Regions from separate parts of the Homo sapiens genome. Here region 1 is linked to region 2. Evidence: read pairs that join two places in POLR2A ChIA-PET (ENCODE). Cell type or tissue: endothelial cell of umbilical vein. All regions are shown on one strand. Each heading gives the region's core, and the rest is flanking DNA. Links, peaks and the distances in the headings are about the cores only. Region 1 overlaps PTPRU (protein tyrosine phosphatase receptor type U). Region 2 overlaps MECR (mitochondrial trans-2-enoyl-CoA reductase).

Region 1 (5,369 bases), core at 145-5,144, 76 kb before region 2:
CAGGTGCAGACATGCATACACATGTATTCAGACACACTTGACACACACTCACTTAGACATATATTCACAAACACACACACACACACATTAGACATCCCCTGACACACACAGACTCATACTCTCTAGGCTAACTGTGCTTACCAGGGCTGTTCTCATCCCCCACCCTCCCACCCTGCACGGCCCTCTGCCCATAAGGGGTCAGCCCTTTGCCTGCACCTCCACCTGGGTGGGGACAGAAAGGGGGCAGGATGGAGAGGACTCCAGATGTATGCCCAGGACACAACTAGGGCCCACCCTTACCTACCCTGCCTGCCCCTGGGTGTGGGATCCACTAAAGGAGCCAGGTCATCCCCTCTGGGAGCACCTGGGGCACAGCTTCCATCAAGAGCCCTACCTTACCGCAAAGCACCCACAGTGTAAAGCAGGTTGGATTCCCATTTCATAGGCGGGGAAGCTGAGTCAGGGAGCATGGGCTACCTGGGCCTCTCTGGGGGTCAGTGGCAGAGTCCAGAGCAAACACCTGCCCCAGGACCCTGGTCCTGGAACTTCCTCTGTGCTCCCCTCCCAGGCTCTCCAGAGGCCTCCATTCACTTGCCCCCACATCACCCTGTCAGCAGGGACCCCAAAGAATGGCCTTCCACAGGAAATCCTGCAGATGAAGGGGAGGAGAGCGGAAGACGGACCAGCAAAGGCAGGAGCTTGGCCCCAGGTCACAGAGCACATCTCCTCCATCCCAGGGAGAGAGGGGAGAGTCTAGGGCGCTGGGGCTGTTGCAGAGGCCCCACGAGGGAGGACACGGCTGAAGAAATGGCATTCTTCTGGCCTCAGTTGACACATTGTGCCTTCAAAAGGGCCTTCCCGGACCACTCTCCCACGAGTGCCAGCTACATGATGTCTCTTGTATTCTCTTTGCCCCCAACACCCAGCACCCTGTTCTTTTCACAATTTGCAATTATCTCTTCCATTTGTGCTTTTTCTAATTTCATGCCAGGCTCTCCACTGGCTACAAAGTACAGGAGGACAGAATCCTTGTCTTTTTGTCTCCCTCAGTTTCCCCAGGGCCCCACACATTGTAATCCCACAATAAATATTTTGTTGAATGGAGTAATCAATAAATGAGGAAAAATAAATAAAAGAACTTCACCTCCATGCGCTTCCACTTTCTTCTTTAAAAAGTGAGGTTAAGCCTGGGCATGGTGGCTCAGGTAGGCCTATAATCCCTGCATTTTGGGAGGCCGAGGCGGGTGGATCACCTGAGGTCGGGAGTTTGAGACCAGCCTGGCCAACATGATGATGCCCTGTCTCTACTAAAAATACAAAAAATTAGCCGAGTATGGTGGTGGGCGCCTGTAATCCCAGCTACTCAGGAGGCTGAGGCAGGAGAATCACTTGAACCCAGGAGGCAGAGGTTGCAGTGAGCCAAGACTGCATCACTGCACTCCAGCCTGGACAACAAGAGCAAAACTCTGTCTCAAAAAATACATACATACCCATCCTGGCTAACAAGGTGAAACCCCGTCTCTACTAAAAATAAAAAAAAAATTAGCTGGGCGTGGTGGTGGGCGCCTGTAGTCCCAGCTACTTGGAAGGCTGAGGCAGGAGAATGGCGTGAACCTGGGAGGCAGAGCTTGCAGTGAGCTGAGATCGCGCCACCGCACTCTAGCCTGGATGACAGAGCTTGAGTCCATTTAAAAAAAAAAAAAAAAAAAACATACATACACAGTGAGGTTAATAATAATCTCCCACAGGGACTGCTGTGAGGCCTCAGCACCGGGAAGCACCCAGCAGTGCCCACAAACCACTCCTCCCTACACCTCAGAGTGGGGAGACCCGACTCCCCTGGGCTAGACTGTGGAGATATAGACAAGACAGGGCTTTCTCTGCCCTTCATGGAGCTCTTAACCCAGGAGGGGAGGCAAGCATTGAGCAAAACACTACAAGTAAGTAAATGACAAAGTGCAGGGAGAAGAAAGTGCTGCCATGGAGAAGGGTGGGGTATGGGGACTTCTGGAAGCACAGCCAGGGGATCTGACCTGGCCTGGGGTCACCAGCCTCCCTTCCAGGCCCTGGAATTCCCCTACAGCAGATGCATCCAGTCTGATGGTCCACAGAGGCAGGGCAGGATGGAGAATCTGAAATCTTCTTCCAGCTGGCCTCTATTACCCATAATCCCCCTGGGACTCCCTCCTGGGGGCGTGGTAACTGCCCTCCTCAGCAACTTCCTACTCTTGTTAGTTATGTTGGCACCCCACGTTGATCTGAACACCCCCATCCCTGCCAGGGCTGCTGCATCCCATGATACCCACAATGCAGACTGCAAAAGCCCTGAGGAGCACGGAAGGCCCTGAAGGCCAGGCTCAGATCCAGGGGCATGCAGTGGGTACTACACAGTGAGACTGAATGGCTTTTAGAGGAAGTAAGGAGGTCCAGAGTGATGGGGGATGAGGGGTTCCTGGAGGCATCTGGGATAACTTGGGTTTATGGGGTAGCAAATACATAATGGAAGGTTTCCCAGTGAGGCCCTGACAACATTTCTGATCCAGCCTGTCCTGGGCCCAGTGCTCTCTTTGCAGGGCTCTCTTTGACACCCCTCACTCTGCCAATCCTCTTCTCCTTGAGGGTAGATTTCTAGGACCTCAAATACCACCTGAAACTGAAATCTGCCCCCTCCACTATAGCCCTCTCCAGCCCCAGCCCTACTTAAAGTCACTTCTCAGGCCCCCTGCTGGGGGAAAGTCAGGGGCTTGCCATTCTGGGGGCACTGCCTATGCACCAGACTCAGTGAGGCCTTCACATTTGTAGGCGAGCCTGAGTTGAAGTCAGGCCCTACTGCTCATCAGCCAAGTGGCCTGGGCAAGGTGCTTTCATTACAGTTTCTTCATCCAAAAAAAAGGGAGTCAGTCAAGATCCAAGAAGGAAATGTTCTCTGACGCATGCTGAGTGCAGAACAGTGCCTGGTACACAGTAGATGTCCAATAACTAATGTACTCATGGATGATGTGTGTGAAGCTCCTGGCACATAGTAATCCCTCATTAAATGATACTTTAAAATAGTCTCTCTTAAAGCTGTGCAGGAACAACGAGGGGAAAAATCAGAGTGTATCGCCCTGGCTGGGCCATCCCCCCCATCTCCTCCACTCCGCTGCACACTCCACCCCTAGACTCTCTCTCTCTTGCTGGTGTCTGGCCTCAGGCAAGGTGGCCCCAGCCAGCTCTCTCTCTCATCTTCCTGGATCCTATTATCCGCTCCTGGCAGCCCAGAGATACAACCAACTCATCCATGTATGCCCAGCCTGGCAGCAGTAGGGGCTATAGAAGCCAGAGCCCAGGTGGGGAAGGGTGGAGCTGGCTCTGCCTCTGGCTCTCCGGGTAGCCTTGGGCAGCCCTGCGTGCCCTCTAGGCCTCAACATCCCCATCCCTCATTTAAGGCGCTTGGACCACAGTGTCCCACGGCTGCCTGGTGGGGAACATGGTGGGGCAGAGCTGGCAAACAGAAAAGTCCCAGAAGCCCCCACTCAGCTTCCGACCAGCACTGCTGCTCAGCCTTCATCTGCTCCATTTTACTAGGCTCCCAGGGAAGGGTTTTCTGGTGTTTTGAAGGCAGGTTCTGTTTCTTTAAAAAGATTTGAAAACCACTAGACTAGATGGCCTTGAACTACCTGGCAGCTCTTACGTTCTGGGGCTCTGAGCCTCTACAATTCTAAAGCCTAAGATTCCTAGAGTCCTAAATCCTACATTTCTGAAACTGCAAGATTCTAGGTTCTGGATTCCACAATGTCCTGGGATATATGCTGCCCTCTGCAAATCCGCTAGGAAACACATTTCATGCAAACACAGGCTGGACCTTTGAGACACGAGGGATAGTAGGGGCGGCAGGGGGAGGGGTTTATCAGTCACAGGCCCAGGAGGGCTCCTCAAGGATCCACAGGAACAGGGTCCAGGGCAAGTTGAGCCTGAGAGAAGGTGGATCCCGGGAAGAGCCATGGCTCAGGGCCCTTGGTTTAAAGAGGAGTGAGCTCCATCCTCTGCTCAGGTCAACTGCACAATCCCATAAGCAGGGCAGACACCTTGGCTGAAGGTCTGCAGGAGGGTAGGGGTTCAAAGCCAGGTCACCTCTATGCCCTCCCTATTGAAACAGTCCCAGCAGGCATAGCTCCTTGGCACCAGGCACTGAGCACCCCTCCCTGGATGGCAGCACCTGGCACCAGCCAGAACTGTACTCCAGCCATGCCACTCCAGGGCAGCCCCATCTTCCCAGTCTCTGGCTTCCCACCACCCAGCTCAGATCCATCTGTAGAGGCGATGCCCAGGCTGGCAGCCCTCCACACACCTGCAGGACAGCTGCCCTACCAGCTCTTAGCCACTATTCCTCTGTGCCACCAGGCCTCTAAGGGGTAGAAGCCACTGGTGGGACAGGGCACCGGCCTCACTCACCCTTTGCGGATGATGACAATGATGGCACCCAGGAGAAGGATGAGGACAGCAAGCCCCCCTGCACAGATGCCCAGGATAAGCCCCATCTCCTCCGATCTCTGGGACACCTCCAGGGGCCGCTTGCTTTCCTTGCAGGCAGCTGGGGAGAACAAAGCAGAACAAGGGATCAGAGGAAAGACAGGGACCATCGAGCCCCTCCTGTAGGTGGCTGTGCCCAAGGAACAAACTGGGCTGCACAAACCGCCCTACATCCTCAATGTGTGTCCTGCCTTTTGAGCAAATCTACCTCCTCACCATCCCTGATACCTTCTGCACTTCCACGCCACAGTCCTCACTGATATGGCTCCTTTGCCAGGAATAGCTTCCCTCGCTTCCCACTTTCTCAGATCCTCCCAGCTCTCAGTGGATAGGGGAGAGCAGACACCTGGGCTTCAGCCCCACCCTCTTGCCCTCCTGGGAGGTAACAGGGATTAGGAATTGTGTACCTAGGGCATGGTTAGTCCATCTCAGGATGGGAAACCAACCACATTCCCTGTCTGGAAGCAGGAAAGATACCTATAGCACAGGGCCCATGCTGACCTCACCTTCTCCCCCACCACAGGAAAGCCGGACAGATACGTAACCCAGAACCAGCACCCTGTACCCATCACCCCCAAGGCCCAACTATAATGGCTCCTCTCCACAAGCCTGCTCCAGGCCCCTGCTGTCACCCTGGGAGAAGGCGCCCTTGAGGTAGGGCACATGGAAACCCAGCAGGAAGCCCCTCCTGGCCCCAGGACTGCCCAACCACCCTCCTCTACTCCCACAGCCGTAGGTCCTCAGGATCCACCTCCCCAGCGCTGGGCAGGTGAGAAACCTGCCGCTGAAAGGCTGCAGGAACTCAGCGGACTTACCTTTCCTGGCAATGCGGATGCAATTCAGCCGGGTCTCCTGGA
Region 2 (5,369 bases), core at 83-5,082:
CAATCATGTCCAGCACAACCATATCCATCCCCCAGAAGGGCCCTGAATGGGCCTTGCCCATCCCTGAACCAGTCCCCTGGGGCGGGGTAGGGCCACTCCGGTTGCTCTGATTGAGTCTCTCACCCTCCTCTGTGATACAGGTGGGGCCTTGTGGTTGACAGCCCCAGAGATTAGGAAGGAGCACTTGTAGAGAGAAAAAGATACTAGGCAGGAAAAAAAAAAACAGTAATAGGAGTCTACTACAAGCTCTTTGCTTCTCTGAGATCAGGAAGGCTGCCAAGAATGGCTCCACCGTCTCCTACACCCACCTGGCGGTGAAGGAGCTCAGCCATTTGAGCAAATTGAGAGCTGCAAGGATTCACTGGATCCTGATGCCAGTGCTTCGGGCCAGCCCCCGTGCTAAGTGAAGGTCCTATCAAGGTGAGCAGACAGTTCCTGCCCTCAGAGTGCTCTTGGCTGGCAGTGGGAGGCCCAGAAATGGAAAAACAACACTTAATACAATACAGTATTACAAGTGCCATAATCACAGGATTGACACCAAGACAAGAGTCCTCTATCTTGGAAAGCGTTAAGAAAGGCTTCCCAGAGAAGTGATGCTTGAACTCAGTCTGGAAGAGCTGCTGGAAGTGCAGCCAGTGGGCTAGGTGAGGAGGGGCTTCCCAGGCACAGAGTGCAGCGTGTGTGAACGTAAGTGATGAGAGAAGGCACAGCACTGGTGGGGAACTGCAGGTAGCTCAGGGTGGCTGGCTCATGGGTGCGAGTGGGAGAGAAGTGAGATGGAGCTGGAAAGGTGGGGTGGGGCTGGGTCCCAGCGGTCCTGCATCCACGGTGCGAGGGGTACCAACAGAGAGTTAAGTAGAGGAATGATTTGATAGGATTTGTGCAATGCAGAGAATGGTCTGGAAACCATTGGTCTGGAAAGGCAGAGGGTGGAGGCAGAAAGCCAGTGAGGAGGTGGGCAAACAAGTCAGGCTTCAGATGATGAAGTGTGAGGGTCTGAATAAGACAGTGTCGTAGGGCTGGAGAAGAGGGCATGGAGTCAAGGGCTAAAGTAACAGGACTTGGCAATACTTTCAGTTTGGAGAAGAGAACAATAAAGGATGTCTGCCAGGTGTATGGGTAATTGTACATGTGGTGGTGGGGGTACCCAGAACAGGGATTCTTCCCTGGAGAAAAGGTGATTCTTTTGTTTTGTTTTGTTTATCTTTTGAGACAGAGTCTCGCTCTGTTGCCCAGGCTGGTGCAATCTTGGCTCACTGCAACCTGCAACCTCCACCTCATGGGTTCAAGCAATTCTCCTGCCTCAGCCTCCCGAGTAGCTGGGACTACAGGCGCCCACCACTACACCTGGCTAATTTTTGTACTTTTAGTAGAGATGGGGTTTCGTCTTGTTGGCCAGGCTGGTCTTGAACTCCTGACCTCAGGTGATCTGCCCGCCTCGGCCTCCCAAAATGTTGGGATTACAGGCATTGAGCCACTGCGCCTGGCCAGCAGGTGAGTCTTTTAAGCAAGGTGCCAGCCAGAGAGGATGAGGATTTTATAATTGTGAGGACTGCAATTAACTCAGTGTATTCAGTAAACATTTTGTGAGCATCTGCAGCATGCTGGGCTTGAGGACACAGCAGTGAACAGACATGGTCTTTCTTCTCGTGAAGACTGCCATTTAGTAAGAGTGGCAACTATTAAACAGGTAAGTTCTTAGTTGGCCACAGCTTGGTCATTTTTCATGGTTCTGAGCTGCCTAGCTGTTGCTAAGCCCATAGCCAGCCTTTTCCCACGTGCAGCCAATCCCAGGGGAGACCAGACCAGATGGTGTGGATAGATCTTTGCCAACTGACTTTCTCCTTGGGAAATATGCAAAACCTTCCTGAGGAAGCACAGAGCCGTAGAAAGTGCACTGGCTTTGGAATCAGGGGGCAAGTTCTCTTTCCAGCTCCGCTGTATGACCTAATTTAAGTCACAGCTACTTTGAGCCTCAGTTTTTTCATCTCGAAAATGGGACTAATTGTCACTGCCTAGCATGTCTCAGCAGTACTCAACTGAGAATATATGCAATGATCTTTGCAAATGCCAAATTTCTGTATGCATTAGATCAGGAGTTGGCAAATTTTTATCTTAAAGGGCCAAATAGTAAATATTTTAGGCTTCGTAGGCTATATCATCTTTGTGACTACCCAACTCTACTATCGTAAACAGCCACAGGCAATATATAAACAATTGAGTGAACATGGCTGTGTTCCAATAAAACTTTATTTACAGGACCAGGCATGGTGGCTCATGCCTGTAATCCCAGCATGGGAGGCCAAGGCGGGCAGATCGCTTGAGTCCAAGAGTTCAAGAATGGCCTGGGCAACTTGGTGAAAGTCCATCTCTACAAAAAATTAGCGAAGTGTGGCAGCGTACACCTGTAGTCCCAGCCACTGGGGAGGCTGACATGGAAGGATAGCTCGAGACCAGGAAGCAGAAGTTGCAGTAAGCCACACTCCAACCTGGGCAACAGAGTAAGACTCTTGTCTCAAAACAAAAAAAAAAAAAACCCTTTATTTACAAAAACAAGTGGTGAGGCAGATTTAGCCCACAGGCCACAGTTTGCTGACCCCCAAGTTCAACAATGGAGATGGTTAAGGGTCAGTTGCATATGACTGAGGAATTGGGAATCCTCAGAGCTAAAGTCTGGGAATTAGCATCATTAAAGGAAAACAATGTGTGTTATACACCCACTGTGTACTAGGCATAGTGATAGTCTCTGTACAAATGTCTTTAGTTTAATCTTCACACTATGACATAAGTGTTACTCTCTGCATTTCACAGATTAGGGAAATGGAAACTCAAAAAAGGTGAAGTGATCATTCAAAGTCACACACTAGTGAGTGGTAGAGCCAGGGTTTTTAAGCAGGTCTCTCCAACTTCAAGCCTAAGAGTTCTACTTGAAACCCTGAAAGCCCTTGTCTCTGACCACGGGTGCTGCCTCCCTCCCACCCAGAGTCTCTTGAGAAGAGGATTAGGGACTGCTAAGCCCCAGAAATCCATATCAAGGGTTGGATTTCCATTGTCGTGCCATAAGGGGAATTAGAAAATGCCCTGGATTTCATACATAGAAAGCCCTGCACTAAGCATTTGGTGCACGGTAGAGTACAGTAAGTGTTAGCTGAGATGAATGGGAACGATGATTTGAAGGCCAGTCCGGGGGAAGCCCACAGGATGCTGGGGCACTTCCTGGATTACAGAGGAATCCTCGCCTTTTCAGTCTCTTATTTTCTCAGCCATAGACCTACTCTAGGATTGACACAGCCTTCTATAAAAAGTGTTCCTGGGCCGGGTACAGTGACTCATGCCTATAATCCCAGCACTTTGGGAGGCCAAGATGGGCGGATCACGAGGTCAGGAGATCGAGACCATCCTGGCTAACACAGTGAAACCCCATCTCTACTAAAAAATACAAAAAAATTAGCCGGGTGTGGTGGCGGGCACGTGTAGTCCCAGCTACTTGGGAGGCTGAGGCAGGAGAATGGCGGGAGCCTTGGAGGCAGAGCTTGCAGTGAGCTGAGATCGTGCCACTGCACTCCAGCCTGAGCGACAAAGCAAGACTCCATCTCAAAAAAAAAAAAAAAAGTGTTCCTGCCTCCTGTCCCCAGTTCTTGGTCCCTAAAGCCCACATTGACATCCCCGTTTCCTATAGCACAGTTAGTGATTACCCAGGCTGCCCCCTGCTTCCCACAGCTGACCCACATAGGACCAGGACACCATTAGAATCCCAGCAACTGGATAGTGAGCAGGCATGCCCAAGAGCTTTGGAAGCATAGGCCAAGGGCCCCGAGCTGCCACTGTGACCAGATGCTGAGCCAACAAGGCTCCAAGCAATTTCCCTAAGGTGACACAGTGAGGACACTGTGGAACCAAGGCTGGAGTCTCTCTGACTCCAAAGCCTACCCTCTTCACCCCTTCTTCATACAAGATCCTGCCTGTGTGAGTGCAGACCCCTCACGCAGTCCTCACCAAATCCTATTGATTCTGTCTTTAAAATAGAACTCAAATCCATCTTCTGTTCCTCATCCCCACTGCCAAAGTCCCAGACTAGGCAGCCATCATCTCATACCTCGACCCCCACAAAGACCTCTGGCTTCCACGCTGCCCCTCCCCACTCCACAGTCTTCACCCAGCAATAAAGTGATCTTAAAGCATACATCGGATCATCTCAGTCTCCTCTTAAAGCTTGTTACAGGCTTCCCACTCACTCATTCACTAAAACAAGATCAGTTCTCCATACCACAGTGCTGAGGTCATGTTCTCATACCACAGGTTGTGACCCATTCGAGAAATCAATCTAGTGAGTTGCAAATAGCACTTTTTAAAATTAAAGTTGAGCAGAAAAGAATGAAAAATAGCAGAGTATCACACATAGTAAGGGTAAGTATTCTGTGAAACACAGGCTTGTGTTACACGTACATTCATGTATGTATATGTACGAATTCACAGTGGAACTCATGGTTACTGTGGGTCAGAATTCTGAAAGTCTAATATCACCTGCCCGGCCCCTGCTGCATCAGCCAGGCCAGCCATGTCTCAAGCCACTCTTCCCATCACTCTCCACCCTGCGGTGCAGCATCATCCCATCCCAGTCCTTTGTCCTGCTACAGCATCTCTGCATCTGCTGCATGCCCTACCTAAGATGTTCTTTGTGTGCTCTGAGACGGTAGCACCTCTATCCTTTCACTCTTAGCCTGTCACCTCCTCAGAGAAGTATCCTTGACTCCCATCTAAAGTAATTCTCTTGATGTTCCTGTCTCTTTATAATTTATCATTATCATATCTGCTTTTTTTCACCTGTTCGACTCCACTAGAATGAAACTAAGGAAACTGTCTGTATTGTTCAAGTGCCTGGGTGCAAGATAAATATCTGTAGATGGAAGGAAGGCAGCCCAGATACCCAGGTTCCAGCTCCAACTCTGCCTAGATAAGCCAGGGGGCTCTGGGCAAGTCACTTCCTCATTTCCTCCCCTGTTGCATGAGGGGTTCAAAGTCGATGTTCGATAAGGGCCTTCTCAGTACTGACATTCTAGAATTCTTTTGTCTGGAACTGGAATGTGGGCTGGGAGTTGATGCTCATTTCTTTCAAGCTTATAGAATTTTTCATTTCCTTATCTCATTTGATTTCTACAGTAGCTCCTGGAGGAGGCGAGTCAGGCTGTTCTTGCCTGTGCTATTTACACATTAGAGTAACTAAAACTCAGTGACAGGAATTTTCTCAAACTAGCAGAATAGCAAAACCAGGTTTGGCATCTGTGCTCTTGACTTCTACTTTTATGCTTTGTTGCCTAAAACTACCTGAGTCAGGCCGGGCGCAGTGGCTCACGCCTGTAATCCCAGCA

Evidence for each region. ChIA-PET counts read pairs that join two places held together with the same protein. Peaks named below come from ENCODE experiments on the same cell type or tissue, not always from the same donor. Only the 100,000 strongest peaks of a DNase experiment are listed, where the experiment ranks them.
Region 1: POLR2A ChIA-PET joins it to region 2 with 5 read pairs; 2 of 35 experiments call an interaction of 5 or more read pairs at or near these places.

The regions. Positions count from the first base shown.
Region 1 is chr1:29,283,935-29,289,303 of GRCh38, reverse strand. PTPRU (protein tyrosine phosphatase receptor type U) reads right to left here. Exons shown (of 30, transcript NM_133178.4): 13 at 5,328-5,364; 14 at 4,435-4,573. Among named protein-coding and RNA genes, the nearest start is that of PTPRU, 50 kb to the right of the region's middle. RefSeq lists enhancers at 4,381-5,120, 5,121-5,369. In endothelial cell of umbilical vein, for the core only: no CTCF peak of the experiment used is centred there; no DNase peak of the experiment used is centred there.
Region 2 is chr1:29,208,256-29,213,624 of GRCh38, reverse strand. All of the region lies in intron 3 of MECR (mitochondrial trans-2-enoyl-CoA reductase), which reads left to right. Among named protein-coding and RNA genes, the nearest start is that of MECR, 20 kb to the left of the region's middle. RefSeq lists enhancers at 3,017-3,136, 3,905-4,406. In endothelial cell of umbilical vein, for the core only: no CTCF peak of the experiment used is centred there; a DNase peak (open chromatin) is centred at 3,204.